2 separate regions of the Homo sapiens genome follow, and region 2 is linked to region 1. The links are chromatin loops, found by intact Hi-C in ENCODE. Cell type or tissue: PC-3. All regions are shown on one strand. Links, peaks and the distances in the headings refer to the core of each region. The heading gives the core; the rest is flanking DNA.

Region 1 (8,412 bases), core at 1,411-6,410:
ATTTTGTGAAATATTCTAAGTGTTTGACAAATAGTGGATATCCAGTGGAAGAAAACAGTAACACTAAATATATTTAAATTGCATATTTTTATGTCGCTTAGTTTTAATGCATATGCATGTTTTATAGAGCTTTTGATGTTCCAGGGAAACTGTAATAATTAAGTTTGCAATACATTGTCAAGTTAAGATTAATGATAAATATGGTAGTCTGTTCTGACATTAAGCCAGCAATCAACCAACCAATAGTAGGAATGTGTTTTTTTGTTGTTGTTTTTTTCTTTTTTTTTAACTTTGCCAGTGTGTAGGAATTTCAGGGTATCTCAGGCCATATAGAATTCAAAAGTTATAAATTTGGAGTGGTTATAATGTTACCTTTCTTTTTTTAAATAATTATATTGAGACTCATTCTGACTGTTCCAGGGTGGTAGCTAATGAGAGCTAAGTCCAGCGTTACCACCCCCTTAGCCAGTTTTGTTACCTGTCAGAGTCAAAAGAAAGCCCTGTAACAGCCTTGTATTTCAGTGCTTCACTCAATCCTGAGCTAACTGGAGTGAGGGGAAGACCTGTTTGCTCCCGTGCTCTTGGGGAGATGGATTTGGGGCTGACATCAGCACTGTGGTGGTTGTGGGTTTGTTCTTCCTGGCACTTCGTCCCTAATGGGGATACCCCGTTGGTCCAGCCCTCTGGTTCATTGCAGTGCTAGTGCTGGTGCTGGTCCTGTCATCGATAGGGAGACCCTGGAAACTTCCTGTTTTCTGAGAAGAAGGACCTGGTTATCAATGGGCATCTAGAATGTGTCTGTGGGATTTTTCTCTATAAAGTACTGAAAGTGACAAAATTCATTTTGCATTGTTGAGAATGCATAGTGTTTATTTTTAGGAGAGGAATATTTTCTTCCTATATTTTAGCAATTTTAAGTTGATTTTCTGCAATGCATTATGTTATTTCTCTGATATCTTACTAAATTTTATTAAAGAATTCGAAAAGGCAGATTTTAAAGAATGGGTCAGTCTTACCAGAAAACATACAAGCTTATTCTGATTGCGCATGAAAGAGAAAGTTTAGTATTTCTAGTTTGGTCACATTTATATGTTTTACAAACCAGGGAAGCTGTGTTGTGTTACCTTGGGTCTGTGTGTCAGCTGTGAATGACAGAGATAATGTGGTTTTTATCAATATTAATACTTTCTGGAGCATGGTTTCAAAAAGGTCAGGAATGACGGAGCGAAAAATGTTCACGAGAATGCTTTACAACGTGCCTTGAAAACATGAAGCAATTTAACAAACTTGATTGTCCTTGGCTTCAGAGTAAAGGTTGCATATCGAAAGATCGGGACGTTGCCAGGAATACAGAACAACAGGAACGCGTCGAGTGCCTCTGAAGCCCAAAGTCTTTGTGAGCACTTTTCATAACTGATGGGACCTGCAGTGGGAGGATTGGCTGAGGACTTATTTTGGTTGAAGTTAGACATATTTCATTGTCTTTTTTTTTTTCCTTTTATCTGTGTACTTCTTTGCATACTTGAATTCATTTGTGTGATGTAAATCATCACACAAATGTAGGCTAGTCTAGTGATTTTCTGGAAGGAACTGTTATTTTAAAAATTGAGTACTCAGTTTTATAAAATTGTCATCATCAATGAGTTAAAAAAAAAAAAACCCTTAATGATTCAGGGTTTATTTAAAGCTGACTGTCCAATCAAAGTTTTTGTAAGCATGCCATGTGACAAATGCCTGGCATATTCAGTAAGGAACATATTAATTATTCTAATTAACACATGACTTCAGAGAAGTCTTTCGTTAATCAGCACATGGATCTTGGTTATTTGTACCCTTTTGGGAAAATTTCACACTCAGATGCAAAAATACCAGGCTAAATACATTGCTTTGTTTGTATGTGGAGAGGATATTCATCACAATGGTACTATACATCTAAGAAAACAGAAAGTAATTAAAATGCTGATTACTATAGCCAGTCTCTAAAACGTCTGATTATTTGTATTTCATATGTGCTCACATTTCTGAGAAGTTAGCTTTTGTACCACAACCTACCATGATTATCTGATATTCTCCGGAAGGTTAGCCGAGTTGTTTCCTATATTACTTAGGAAAAAATTTCTTTTCACAATTGAAAATGTCAGCATCAATTTAAAGTAACACTAAGCATGTGCTTGCTTTCTGAATATTATCCTCCTCCACCTCCTTCCAACCACCCTGCCGAGGATCTGGCTGTGACAGTTTGATTAGATCATCAATCCTCACTGTTAACAGCACTTTTCCTGAACACCTGGGCTGCCAGGTCACATCTGAATTCAGCTACCGTTGTTTCAGTGACCCGACGTGCATTCACCATAGCAATTGACATTATGTGCACAAATTAAAAGTTACCTTATAACAACAGTTTACTTTAAAAAATGACCTCTTTTTTCCCCCCATGTTGAAGTTCTGCTGTGTTATAGGAGGTGCATTTTTGTATGATGAAAGACTATTTTAGAACATAGTCACACACCTTGATGAAGGTGTTTCCTTTTTCTTTTTACTTGGGCTTTCATTTCAGAACTTCTATAATGAAAATAATCGTCTTTCATCTTACTCTTCTGCTATTTAAAAATCTTTGATTGCATTTTTAAGATTTGATTACATTTTGGATTTAAGCCTAAGTAAATAATTGAATTTCTCATATATTGCGGAAAATCTTTCTGCTTTCTGCTCCTAAATTCTCCAGTTGAACTGTCACAATAGTCTGATTTACACTTTTCTATTTATAGTTGTAGTGATAAAGATAAATACCTACTTACATTTTCAATGCAAATTGTCTAGTAGCAGACTGCAACATAAGCATACTGTTAAATCTAGCATTATCTGATTTTTTGATTCCATAATTATCTTTTGTTTTCCCCACAACTTTTTATTTTTATAATGGGAAGAGTAAAAATATAAGAATGTTATCAATACATTTATGATACTTTGGAGTAGAGACCTGACTTCTGTTAAACTGAACCAAAGTTTTCCTGTTGCTGTTTGATCATTGTTAGGTGGGAATGAACACCATCTGTTAAAGGGTCTCCACCTGGTATAGGTAGAGACAAGAGTCAGTATAAATTATATCTGCAATTTTAACTGGAACTGATTATAATGTTTTGAAGTCATTCATTGTTCATTGTTTTAAGACAGATTTGAGCATTGTGCAAGCAAATGAAGATGTTACGTTGTGTGAGAAAATTGAGATACTCCTACTTGACTTCTCGACTCGTCCTCTTTCATTCTTTGTTTAATGGAAGAGCTTATGGATGTATATTCTACAGACTTTACTATTTCCAATACATTTTTTTCCTAGTGATGTAACTCTTTTTGTTAAAAATTTTCTTGAGTTTTTAAATGATTTATCCTTATACACTAGAACTTGGGAAAATATCTTAAAATAATACTAAACGAGTAAGATTATACTTTGTAGAACTCCAAGCCATCACGTGTGCACTTAGGTTTCCTGCCAAATCTGGAGCAGTGGCTGGATGGCGCAGGGCCTGCTGTGACTGCAGGCCCACACCTTGGCTAGGCCGCGCCCCTTACTTAGGATTACTTAGGTTTTCCTTAGTATGGCTAATGTTGATTGTCTTTATCTTATCTCAGAAAGTCTGTGGCAGTTGTAAACTCTCAAGCTTTTGACAGTGGCACAGTGTGATATGTTGGGAAGTTGATTCACCTGTCAACCTGGTTGTAATTCACCAATCTCTGCTTTAGCCTATGCCAATGGGGGGTTGTAGGAGGAAGGCGAGAGCCAGGGGTGGAGGACCTGAGTTCCAGTTGGTCCCTAAGTAGCTTTATTTCCATGGACATAGCTTTTTGACTCTCAGAGCCTTAGTTTCATTTTCTGGAAAGCAGATATGATAAGATGTGGACTGTTGTGAGGATCAAACAAGATGATAAATGAAAATACTGTAAGGGAAATAAAATGACAACATGTCATAGTGGATAAAGCTCTAGCAGAGGATGATTAAGATCCAGTACCTGAGTTTAAATCCTGTCACCTCCATTTTATTAACTGATGCAATTTGTCCGAGTTACTTAACCTCTGAAACTCCGTTTATTCAACTAAAAATATAAGGAATAATACTCCCTTTAGAAAATTCTCATAAGGAGTAAATAGAGTGAGACTGAGTAAGTGTCCCAGCAGAGTGCTTGACATGTAGAAGCTATTCTAGGACTATGAGTCACCTTTACCTCACACCTATGATTAATTTAGCAAAAATTTTCTCAGGCATGGCATGGTTTTAGGTTCTAAGAATGGAGTGGTGAGCAAAATAAACACTTCTTACCCATAGAGCTTACATTGTTATGGCAGAACTGGAAAGTAAGTGAAGAAGCACATAAATAATTTCAGAAAGCAGTAGATGCCATGGAGATAATAACGGGAAGCAACAGGTGATTGTAGATAGATTGTTTACAGTAGGCACCTCTGAAGCCTTTTTAAGGCTTTTCGGGCAAATTAGCCTGCATTATTTGCAAGAAGTAATGCAAAGAGAGTCCCTGTATTCTGAGGCTGAGTAGGAACGTGAATGATGAGAAAGGCAGCATTAAAGAGTATTCTAGGTGGAGGGAACAGAAAGTACAGTGAAACTGAATTAGGAACTGAAAGTGTTGGGCTGCATGTGCTGAAGGAGGGTCCTGTGGCTGTAACACACATACAGGCCAGCTTGTAAAGAGACATGAGCAGGGTCCCGAGAGTCATGGAGGTAGTCTTCGTTGTGCATGGATATTCATGGGAAGGTTTTCACAGGGCAAGCAAGACTTTGAACAGTCACACTAGTTATGCTATAGTATGGTGCTCAAGTTCCCCTATGATAGTATTTCAAACTTCTGTATCCCCTGCCCCAGTTGTTGGCAACTGAGTATTTTCATCCTAAGTACAGAAGTTGGACAGGATATAATTTCAAGTGTAGAATAAAAATTGACATAGTAAAGTAATATTTGTACCACTTTAAAATGTATCCAATAGAATGTTAACACCATGATGATTTGATTCCCACCGTCCATTCATTTAAAAGTACATGAATAAGTTCTTTAACTGTCAGAAAATTTGTTTTTCTTCTTGAACTCACATCCCTTATTTCCCCCACAGATTTTATTGTATTTGTATGTGGACATATTTTAATGATCATCTTATCATTTCTGGGTATCAGTACATACTCACGGACACATACATTGATGTAAGGTTTTTTTAATTGTTTTATTTTTAAAAAATAAAAGATGAGGTCTTACTATGTTTAGCCTAGGCTGGTCTTGATCTCCTGGGCTCAAGCGATCCCCCACCTCAGCTTCTCAAAGAGCTGGGATTACAGGAGTATGCCACAGCACCTCACATTTTTTTTTTTTTGAGACAGAGTTTCACTCTTGTTGCTCAGGCTGGAGTTCGATGGCGCGATCTCGGCACACCGCAACTTCCGCCTCCGAGGTTCAGATGATTCTCCTACCTCAGTCTCCCGAGTAGCTGGGATTACATACATGTGCCACCACGCTTGGCTAATTTTGTATTTTTAGTAGAGACAGGGGTTTCTCCATGTTGATCAGGCTGGTCTCGAACTCCTGACCTCAGGTGATCCACCGGCCTTGGCCTCCCAAAGTGCTGGGATTATAGGTGTGAGCCACCACGCCCGGCCAGCACTTAGCATTTTTTATATTTTAGTATCTTTGCTCATAAAGCTCTAAGTGTTAAAAATGTGTAGAAAGGATTATTGTAATTACTATTAAAACGATTGAAACAACAAAGTCTATAAAGAGTTTGATAATTATTAAGCATAAAATGTATAATGGTATTGGAATTGAATGACTTACTGAGACTTTAAAATTTTTAAATTTCAATTTTTGTGTCTATGGATGAAATTTATTGCTAGAATAAGGGAAAGTCTAATGGAAAATAATGGTAAATGTAAATGTTACTGAGATACTATAATTGTGGGGCTTACAAATAGAGTTCTAATGATTATTAGCTATATTGCTTAAACAGTACATATGCTCACCTATTGTATATGTTGTTATGATAGGATCAATTACATTTTTTTTAAAGTTAATCTAATTCTAATGAGTACATGGTAAGAATGAATAAATAGAGAAGTGCTTGTGCTTGTTGAGTGTCATCACTTTGATAGACATGGGCATTTAGTCAAAGGATAGTACCCAATAAAAAAGCTAATGGTAATGTTCCTCTTTGAAGAAAATAAAAATATTAAATTATATCAGAGACATGTTTCTTTTACTGATGTAATATTGGTCTGTGGGGAATAAATGTAGAATTTTTCACCTCCTCCTCCTCCAAATCATAAACAATGTGGAGCTAACACAGACCGAACCGTGGGTAAATAAGAGTGCTCTTTTTCTTACCTCGCATAGTAAAACTGCAGATAGGGTATGATTTATAACAAGTTATTTCCCAGGATTCTTTTACGAAAAAAAACAGCAAAACGTCAGGTAATCCCACTCTTAGATCCGGCATGCATCTTCGCCATGCAATTTTATGCAAAAGTGAAATGAAATTCTGCTCTCTTTAATATTTCTTTCCTCCTCTTCTTTTACACTGCTCTCATTTAGAAGTGATATCTTTGGTTGATAATTGTTCGGGATTCACAAGGCAAAAAATTGTTAAGCAAAAGTTATTGTCACTCTCAGCATCCCATTTGCAGTATACCTGAATTTAGAACATCTGAATTTGGGCCAAGTGCCCTATGCCTAATGTCATGCTTTCTCTTTATAGAAATATGTACAAACTAGGAAAGTGCATAGTGAAATCTCTAGGTTTCAGTTTATGGCTCCTTGATTTTAAGAAGGTTTTTCTTATAATGATGGTTTCTTTGGTGTCCCAGTGGTTTTTTCCACTTTGGAGCAAGGTAGATGATGGGCAAGAAGAATGCCTTTCTTCTGTTAAGTGAGGAAAAGGCAGTTGTGAGTTAAATAGGTGGTTAAGAAGAACTGGCGTATGGTTATACTTCAAGAGCTTTCTTAGGCTTATCGATAATACAAAAGATTATTAATGGAGTCTAGATCAGGAATTGGTAATTTTAAACAGTTCTTGCTTATGTACCCTTTGCACATACATACAAAGTCTCCATGTACCATTAGAGTGTATGGAGGTCTAAGCTGGAAGGTCGTAGCATGGAGAAGGAGTGAAAGGAATTAGTTCAAGTGAGAGATGACTGTAGTTAGCACCACAGTAATGGGAGTGGTCAGATTGGTGATAAATGTTGAAGGCAGAGCTGATGGCACTTGCTGAAGGATGGATTGTATGTGAGATGTAAATGAAAGAGGAATTATGTGGATGTGATGGTGCCTTTAACTGAGATGCAAAAGACTGTGAGAGGAACTCATTTTGAGCAGTCTTTGCTAATCAATAGATAGGTTTGAAGTAGTTTCAGACATTCAAGTGGCGATGCTGAACTGGAAGTTGTATGTGTAATTGTAGAAGTGAAGGTAGAGGCCAGGTGTGAAGGTAGAGCCCTCCACTGGGATCAGAAGCACTGAAACTAGTGGGAAAGGGAGAGAGAGATGAGGACCAACCTTTTGGAGCTCATTTAGTGGTCAAGAAGATGAAGTGGATGCTGCGGTGGACTGGAGAAGGCAAGTTGTTAAGGAAGGCAGTTTGTGTGGATATTTTAAATCTGAGTGCCAAAAGTTTTAGATTTAAGCGTCAAAGGTGATGCACCTTTGCTTTTTTTTTTTTTAAATCAGTAATCTCACCACTTGATGTACTGAATGATCATGTAGGATTCTGCTGTGAAATTCATGTGCATTTTAAAGCTGAGTGGCCTTATACAGTCATATCCTGTTCTTGGTCTTAAACTGTTAGAGAAAAGAATAAATAATGTGATTTGATAAAATACTCTGTTTCCACTCAAGTAATTGGTCAGATCAGGCATGATAACACTTTTATTTATTCCTAGTGGTTTTCATTTTAACTTTTTAAACTTCTGGTATTCTCTGTTCTCTAGTTTTGAGAGTCCTTTTGTTTGTTGCCTCATAGTTAGTTTTTAAATTTCAGAAATATCGCCGCATATCTACAACTATCTGATCTTTGACAAACCTGAGAAAAATAAGCAATGGGGAAAGGATTCCCTATTTAATAAATGGTGCTGGGAAAACTGGCTAGCCATATGTAGAAAGCTGAAACTGGATCCCTTCCTTACACCTTATATAAAAATTAATTCAAGATGGATTAAAGACTTAAACGTTAGACCTAAAACCATAAAAACCCTAGAAGAAAACCTAGGCATTGCCATTCAGGACATAGGCATGGGCAAGGACTTCATGTCTAAAACACCAAAAGCAATGGCCAAAAACAAAACAAAACACCAAAAACAAAAGCCAAAATTGACAAATGGGATCTAATTAAACTAAAGAGCTTCTGTACAGCAAAAGAAACTA
Region 2 (8,412 bases), core at 2,159-7,158, 140 kb after region 1:
ATGGTAAGATTTGTGTCACTCTCTAGCTTTGTGCCTTGATAAAATGTTTAACTTTCCTATGCCTCTGTTTCCTTAAAAACACTGAAGTCATAAATCCTACTTTGCGGGGCTGTTGTAGAGAAAATGAAGGAAGCCTCTCTGCTCCTGTCTGCGGCGCACAGCTTGGTGAAGCGTCGCTCCCTCACTTACCTGGATCCTTTATTCACCTCAGCCCCCTGAGCCAACCCCAGGTCACGCTACGGAACCCTGTAGGTGGGCAGGGTGTGGAGGGGGAGCTCATAGTTCTTGGGTGTACTGCTCAGTTTTCTTTGGTTGTTTGTTCTATAATTGGGGTGGTAGAACAATGCACATAAAATGAACTTTCTTTCTAGACGCTTACACAGACATCCCCTTTGTTAGCTCGGGGTGACCTAACAAAGATGTGGAAGGGTGGGGTGAGTGCCCTAAGTGAATCCCAGTGGCGGAACCGGGCCCGTCCTTGCCTTGCCCTGCTGCCATCCCTCTTATTCTCTTGTGACTGCTTGACTCAAGACTTTCCTGTTGGAGCAGCTTCTTCCCATTGCCACAAAACTGACATCCAGTGGTTTCTGTAATGTACTTAGCAATAACAAAGGACTTTCACTGATCTCTCATGGCCTGCTGATCCAGATGCTGGATTTCTTGCCCTGTTATTTGAGGGTGTCTGAAGTCGGTGTAGCATGTGCATGTCACCACCCTTTTCTTGTGCTCTCTGGCCTCTTGCTCACTCTCCCTTGGCTGTTTGGGCCATGCTGCAGGAGGGGCATACTGGGTGGGCACATTTGCTCCACAGGAACCTGCTTTCATGTAGCTCCAGCTTGTAGTAGGTTTTCTCACCGATGGTTCATTAATTGAGGGATCATGATATTCCAGGCATAGAGCAAAAAGCAAAAACACATACACAACACATAATGTACTATAATGGGTTGCTAAGCAAATATTTGAATATAGCATTTCAAGTATAAATAGGGTTGTAATAAATCAGAGTTGCTGAGAATGGTATTACATGGGTTAAGCATGTATGTTATTCCTTTCTCAAGTAGCAAATGGAGTTGCTGGGTCCCCCTTCGTTTCTTTCCTGTGCCTATTGGTGCCAATATAGAGCTACAGAAAAATGCTTTCGTAGGCTAGGATACTTAGCTTTGAGGCTGAAGTCTCCAAAATAAAGGAAAAACTTTCGCAACAACGGTGATGATGTTATTCGTTGAGGATTGTTTTATTCCTTCATATAAGAGTTGACAAAGGTATTCCAGGGCTCGAGTTATTTCCCACCTCATATGCAGATTCTCCATATTCTCAGAGACTTCTGCAGGATGGCAGGATTGTGTTAGAATAAAATCGGTTAGACTAAAAATAGATGATCTTCATTTCCAGATTTGGATGCTCCATGTGTTGGGTTGAAGATCGCTGTGGTGTGGATCTGATGGCTGGATTAACTGCCATGCCCTCATTAAATTAGATCATGTGTGAAAGTTCTTTGCAAACCATTTAGTGCCATGCATTTCTAAGGTATTATTAATATAAACTAGAGGAAAGGAGCTTGTGATTCTTATGTCCACCAGAAACTTTTTTGCACGAATCTCCCCTGCAGCAGGGAAAGTGGCTTTTGAAGCTGTGAAGTGCGCTGCAGTCTCACAGGTGCTCGTTATCAGAGAAAAGTGAAGATCATCAGCCTTGGCTATAGGAGGTCTTCTTTATCTTGGATGATCTGGCAAGATTTTATATTTCTTCTGTTTGTTTTCTATCTGAGCTAAAGATTGATGCCAAACATGGAGGAAAGGCTGGGAAAGTACCTACCCCAGCATAGCTTGGGATCAGAGAGCTAAACAGGAAACCCAGTCTTGATGCGAATCAAGCATGACTGGAGAACAGAAACCCAAGACTTTCCCTACTTTGACCGGTTTGTAAGAAATCTTTTTAATCTTTCTGACCTGAAGTTTAACATTTTAAAGATGTTAGTCATTTCAGAAACGTGCTTTTTATAAGGCAGTTGGTGCCTGGGCCTCCAGTATGTTTTTATAGGGACCTGCTGGTCCACGGGGCGGCTGGAGCCCTGAGTCTGTCTGCCTTGGTGCCCATCTGGGGCGCTTCCTCTCCATGCTTGTCTGGCAGTCATGCTTTCACCCACAAAGCCTCAGTGGGGACCAGATACTCAGTAACGTACTTGGCTGATATGCATGTGTTTCTCATCTCCAGCATCTTATGAGAATCCACTTCTTTTCGAGGAATGAAAAAGTGTTAGATCATATTGCAATATCCGTATTATTTTGTTTTATTTATTTATTTTTTATTTTATCTTTTTTTTTTTGTTTGAGATGGGAGTCTCACTCTGTCGCCCAGGCTGCAGTGCAGTGGGACAATATTGGCTCACTGCAACCTCTGCCTCCTGGGTTCAAGCATTCTCCTGCTTCAGCCTTCCAGGTAACTGGGGCTACAGGCACATGCCACCATGCCTAGCTGATTTTTTTGTACTTTTAGTAGAGACGGGGTCTCACCACATTAGCCAGGATGGTCTCGATCTCCTGACCTTGCTATCCACCTGCCTTGGCCTCCCAAAGTGCTGAGATTACAGGTGTGAGCCACCATGCCCAGCCAAAAAATCCATTTTTTAAATTTACAGCCCAGAGAGATATAACTAATACATTTTTATTTTCCTGAGAATTCTGATTCTTCTTAGGCTGATATTACGTTAATAGTGATTTTAGCACATTGCAGTTCTCTTTCTTACAGCTGTTACTTTATGTGTGAAGCATTTATTTTCCATCTGAAGGATGAGTTATTTGTCTGAATTGCTGCCCTATTGAAATTTCACAGTATTTTTGAAGGGAACTGGACCATGAAAACACAGTTTGTTTGTCACCCATAAGGCGTAGAAATGCATATACTGAAAAGAGAATGCAAATAGCGATAGACTTTGCTATTTAAATTACCAGACTTAAGATATTAAGAGTTTAGTTTTGAATTTACATTATTAGTTGATCAATACGTTAGACTGTTTGGTGAAATTTTGTCACAGCTGCAAAGCTAAAAACTAATGTTGGAAGAACGAAGTCATGGACTATTTCCCGTGAAGTAACTAGAATGAAGCCCTTAGTGTGTCGGTTGTCGTAGTTCCAAACCTACAGTCTGTTCTCTTGCTGTGTACAGTATGTACCTCATGGACCGCGAGCCCAATAATTGGGACCCTGAGGATAGCGTGGGATTAGTGTTGAAGAGTCACTATTACAGTGACTATATGGAAAGTTTCCCAGCATAAAGTGACACTCTCGTTCTACTGAACAGTTTTCCCCTTCGAATTTCTACAAATTATGCTAGATATTACCTGTATCTCATCCAAAAGAATGTGGATTGCTACCAGAAATAAACTAGGGTGTTAGGAAGTAATATTTCCCCCCTTCTTAGTTAGCATGTCACCTGAAGTTCAAAAGTGGATTATATATAATCCATCTAATTATACGAGGCGCCTGTAGAAATGTGTTTAGTGTTTAGTTCTTTTGATTAAAGTGCTGCTTGATATTTACATCCCACCAAAGGCACCTACTCAAAATGTAAGTAAGCTTACTAGCTTTTATGTTCTTACAGGAAATAAAATCTGTTACTAATTTTTTTAATTTAAAAAGTCTGTTAATTTACACCGATTTATAATTTGTCTTGGATTCCTTAGCTGAGAAGTATAGTTCATCACTGACTGTTCTATTACCTGACAGCAATTGATAAAGTATCCATGCACAAAGTGTCAGAAAAGGTTAATATTTATTGATTTTTATGGTGCTACAACCAGTGTAGTTTTGCCATCAAAGATGTATGGCCACCAGCAATGGAATCTGTAGAATTGCAGGATGCACACTAGATTTTATTCTAACCTATGCCAGTATTCTAGATTTTTTTAAATGACAGATGTTTAACTAAATACAAAAAGCCCTAAATGTGCAGTGACTCTGAACCTGTGACTTGAATTCAGTATTTTAATATGAAACATAAGAACAGCACTTAAAATCTAAAAATTCATCCTTGCTTTGCAGACAGCAATCACATTTAGCTTTTTCTTCCACTTAACTCTATGCTGTTGATCCGAATAGATGCCCAAGCAAGTGATAGCTGAGATTATGAACAATAAAGAGCTTGCATCTTTATAAACAAACTATATAATTAGCAGAGAAGGGGGGAAGCCTCTGTTTACTTTTAAAGGAGTTCCAAAGAAGCAGTTTGAGTGCCACGTCACTATTCAAGTATCTGCAAACAAAAAACCTCAGGGCCCAGAATCATGCATTCATTCTCTGGTTGCAGACTGGGGATAGAAGTGAGGAGTGTGCATTTTTTTGTTGTTGTTGATTTCCACCTGTATTTCCCTGACAGAAATGTACTCCTTGGTTTACCCATAACAGCCAGCGACGACTCGTATGCATTTGCTTGCCTGAATATACCCACAGTTTGTATTAGTTGCCTATTTCCAGTAGTTAACAGGTGAGATAAGACAGTTTATGAATTACTTTTTTAACCCGGGTAGAAGTGTATCAAAACCTGTTGCCTTATCTTTAAGACCCTGGACTTGTAAGTGTGAATCAAAACTAAAACTCTCCACCTGCATTTGAGATTTTTAAAAGCGGGAGTTGGACTTTATTTCTGCAAAAGATCTAATGAAAAGTCTTATGCTAAAAAAAAATCTATTTGGACCAGCAGACTGGATTGCCGTGTGTCCTATAAATATATTTTAGGTTGCTTTTTGTCGGTATCACATTTTTCTGTTGATGTTTCTTCCAGCAATCTGTGCTGGTTTTTGTTTTTCCCTCCCTTGCAGACAGCTCGCCCATTTTATTGTGCTTATTTAGAGAAAAGACAGAGTTTGGCTTCTCAAAAAGGAGCATACATTGCCTGGAAAATTACTCTCAGAGCTGATTTTGTTTTAATATGTCGCAGTTAGAATTCTAAAATAGAAAAAATAAAAATTCCTGAACCATGTTTTAAAAGCCCTTGACAGTATGAAATATTTTCTGTAAAGATTTCATTTTCTCCTGATTTTATTTTACTTACAATATTTTTAAAGTTTTCTTCAGAAATATCAGTGTCGAATGAACCTAATTCTTTATACACATCTGCTTTCTTTATCTTTAACAGGTTTGTCCTTATTTTTTTCTTTTCTTTCCTCTTACCCAGGCAAGGTGTCATACAATAACATAGTAATTAGAAGTCTTTCTTAAGGAACGTTTCAAATGCCCTCTAGCACTATTGTTTTTCATTTCAGTACAACCTGGTTTTTGCAGTGTCATAACCTCAAAGCTGTCTCCCCGACATCTTCACTGATCACCCTTAAAACTGTGGGTGAAAACTAAGTGACAGGCCTCCGTAACGCTGCATTTCAATACTGCTGCCACAGCCATTCATTGCTGCCCATAGCACCGTCACCCCCAAAGTAGTCATTACCTCAGTTATGACTGATGTCTCAAGGTGGTTTGATGAGATTATGAATTAATTTATCATATGTGTAAGCTGTACTATCTAGAGGTACATAACAGAAAAGCAATGAATTACATATGCAAGAAAAACCTTTTATATAACAAACCAAAGTGGAAAAAGAACCATTTTAAACCATTTACTCCAATTTAGAGAATCATTTTCAGGTTTGTGACTAACAGTATGATTGAATATGGAATTTTCAAATTCCACAAAGCGAGATTTCCTGTGAGAATCAGGGAGGTTGTGTGATTCTAATAACCATGGCATTTGTTCTCTGCCCCATCCCCAGGAAAAGCTAACCACATTTTTCGCAGCACTCTCTTTGTGCTTTGAGATACTCTGTTTGTGCATGTTTGATTTTGATTTTTAGTAATCAAATTAACCCTTTTAAAATGTACTTTATTTTGTAAATTGTTAAAAAAATGAATCACAGGGGAGAAAATATTTTGACCACACTTTACAGTGATTCATTTGTCTGTTTACTTTGTGCATGTTTTAGTTCAAAATCAACAATTATAGTTGAAAACATTAATATATATTTTAGAACAATTTATATTTGTCTTTCTTTTTTCTTTCTTAGATTGAAACTGAAAACTGACCATGATTTGAATGATTTGATTTGCATTAAAAATTAAATATAAGAAAAAACTAAGCATAAATGTGGCAGATAAAACAGATTTTTTAAAGTAAATATAATGACAACATATCTTGGGAAATAATGATTAAAATAACATGACAGTCATAAGCTTTATCTTTGAACAGCTGATCATGCTGCTTTGAGGATGTGACTGTTTCAGTACATTTTACTGAATTCCTTTTAGAGGAGTTTAATCATATGAACTGATAGACTTTCTGGTTAATACTATTAGAGTTCTCAAATAAGATTTCTTTTTAATGGAAAAAAGCATTTTTCTTTTGGTCATTGAAGTGAGGGTTTCTAGTCTGTGTGGTTTATCTTGTCAATTTGACTAGTAGAAGAAACAGGTCATTGTGGAGAAACCTAACAGATGACCGCCTCCTGTTCCACACCAGACTATGCTGAAACCGTTCAGTTCACCAAGAAATTACCCTATTTTTTCTCCTTTTTATTTGCATAATCTTAGAAAAAGGACAAAAGCAATTTTGTGGGGTTTTCTAACAAGGCTCTTTTATGTAGTTTGCTTCCTCCCCTCCGCCCAGTGAATAGTATTACCTGATTTTAGCTGAAATGATTCCTGGTTTCATTTGACCTGGGAGAAATAAAAATATTATGAAGTAAGAGGGCCCAAGTTCATGATGTTTTCCATGCCACCTTCAGCTGAGCTGCTTCTTACTTGCACCTAAATTGGGAATTTCAAAGTATCATTTTTGGTAGTGCTGAATTTGGCAGGGTACATAAAGAACTTCAGTGGAGTGGGATGTGAAACGGCATCATTTAAATTAAAAAATAAATTTTAGGACGTGAAAGTAACGGAAGCTCAAGTCAGGCTGCAGCAGCAAAATGCAGGTTCTAGTGCACACTGAGCGCCTGCCAGAGAACAAAACATCGGCTGCTCTCTCCCCTCGGAGGGAGGAGGCATCACACTAGCGTCCCAGGTACCAGTGCTGTCATCCTGGCAACGGTGCCAAGATCAGAGTCAGCCTCACTCAACTGATAAAAGCCCTGTACAGACAAACAGGTAGGCAGGACCTGTGCGTGTAGCCCACCATTTTCCTTCAATGAAAGTGAAGCGCTAAGCCTCTGTCTTTCAAAGAACAGTGGGCTTTCTCCCTGCGCCTTTTGTTTCTACTTACTTCCTCTCATTTCTTTTCTCCATTTCTTATGACCTCTCAGCTCCCTCTCCTTTTTATTGTCTTTTACACAAGAACACAGAAAAGTGCTGTAAATTCACACCTTCAAAACCAAGGGTCAAAGAGAAAATGACTTCAGAGGTAAAATAATTAAGCATCAAACACAACAGCAGAACCCAGGATACTTGTCTCCGGGCCTTCATTGGGCAGGAGCCTGTGGAAAGTAGGAGCTGCTGATCACCATTTGAAAGAAGGTATCTTTGTCTCTTATAGAGGCTACTATTCTGTTCTGCTTGCTGCGTCTGTTAGCTTATATTGCTTTAACTACTCAGAAGAGCAAATTCTTTTCATCATCCTTTGTACAGCGATTGTCTTTAATGGGAGCTTTTGCTCAGTAGCGGCTTTTTTCACTTTATGTGCCATGGGAGTATCATATCTTACTGTTATTTATTGTAACCTGCTGCTCGTTAATACAAGTTGTCCACTGACATTCACCTGAGCTTAGTCTTCATTACTGAGACTGCTCCGTCTATTTGTAAAACAACATGTTCCAGATTGCTAGTTTTTAGCTGACTTTTTTCCCTCATTTCTTACACAAAGCTCTGTGTAAAAGACAATAAGTATCCATAGACATCAGCTTTGCAGTTTCGATTCTATGGAAATCATGAGTCTAGTTCTGAATTCTAATGCAGTAAATGTTGAATCCCCGACACTACCAAGTTAATTTATCATTTTTACATGTGATTCTGAAATATTTTTATCTGTATTGAAAATTATATTTCTTAAAAAAATAATTCTCTCTCATCACATCCATATGACATCAATCCTAAGGAAAGATCAAGTTTACCTTTTAGGAGAAAGAGGACAGATATTTAAGAAAATATGCTGGGAGTTTAAAATAAGCTTGTGTAAGAATGCTATGTAAAAATACAGATAACTAATTAGAAATTAGAGAAAACAACAGTTAGAATGTCTGGCCTTAAAATAAGATTTCAAATTAGAGTTAATGTATTCCAAAAATAAAAGTCAGAAATAAAGAAGAAATACTAGAACTTTTAAGGTGTTTTATATAAAGGTTTCATTTCAGTATGCAAATTAGACAGCACACTAGTGTGTAAAAAGAAAGGACAATCTAAAGCTTGGGAAGCAAACTGTGGAAAAATCAAGGAA

The links. Peaks named below come from ENCODE experiments on the same cell type or tissue, not always from the same donor. Only the 100,000 strongest peaks of a DNase experiment are listed, where the experiment ranks them.
Region 2: it touches region 1 in a loop (3-fold over the local background); 1 of 110 quality-filtered maps calls a loop at or near these places.

The regions. Positions count from the first base shown.
Region 1 is chr18:74,802,657-74,811,068 of GRCh38, forward strand. All of the region lies in intron 4 of ZNF407 (zinc finger protein 407), which reads left to right. Among named protein-coding and RNA genes, the nearest start is that of ZNF407, 210 kb to the left of the region's middle. RefSeq lists enhancers at 3,289-4,488, 4,473-4,522. In PC-3, for the core only: no CTCF peak of the experiment used is centred there; a DNase peak (open chromatin) is centred at 4,255; H3K4me3 peaks cover 905 bases; H3K27ac peaks cover 2,176 bases.
Region 2 is chr18:74,940,604-74,949,015 of GRCh38, forward strand. All of the region lies in intron 8 of ZNF407 (zinc finger protein 407), which reads left to right. Among named protein-coding and RNA genes, the nearest start is that of PTGR3, 260 kb to the right of the region's middle. In PC-3, for the core only: no CTCF peak of the experiment used is centred there; a DNase peak (open chromatin) is centred at 4,248; H3K4me3 peaks cover 523 bases; H3K27ac peaks cover 3,214 bases.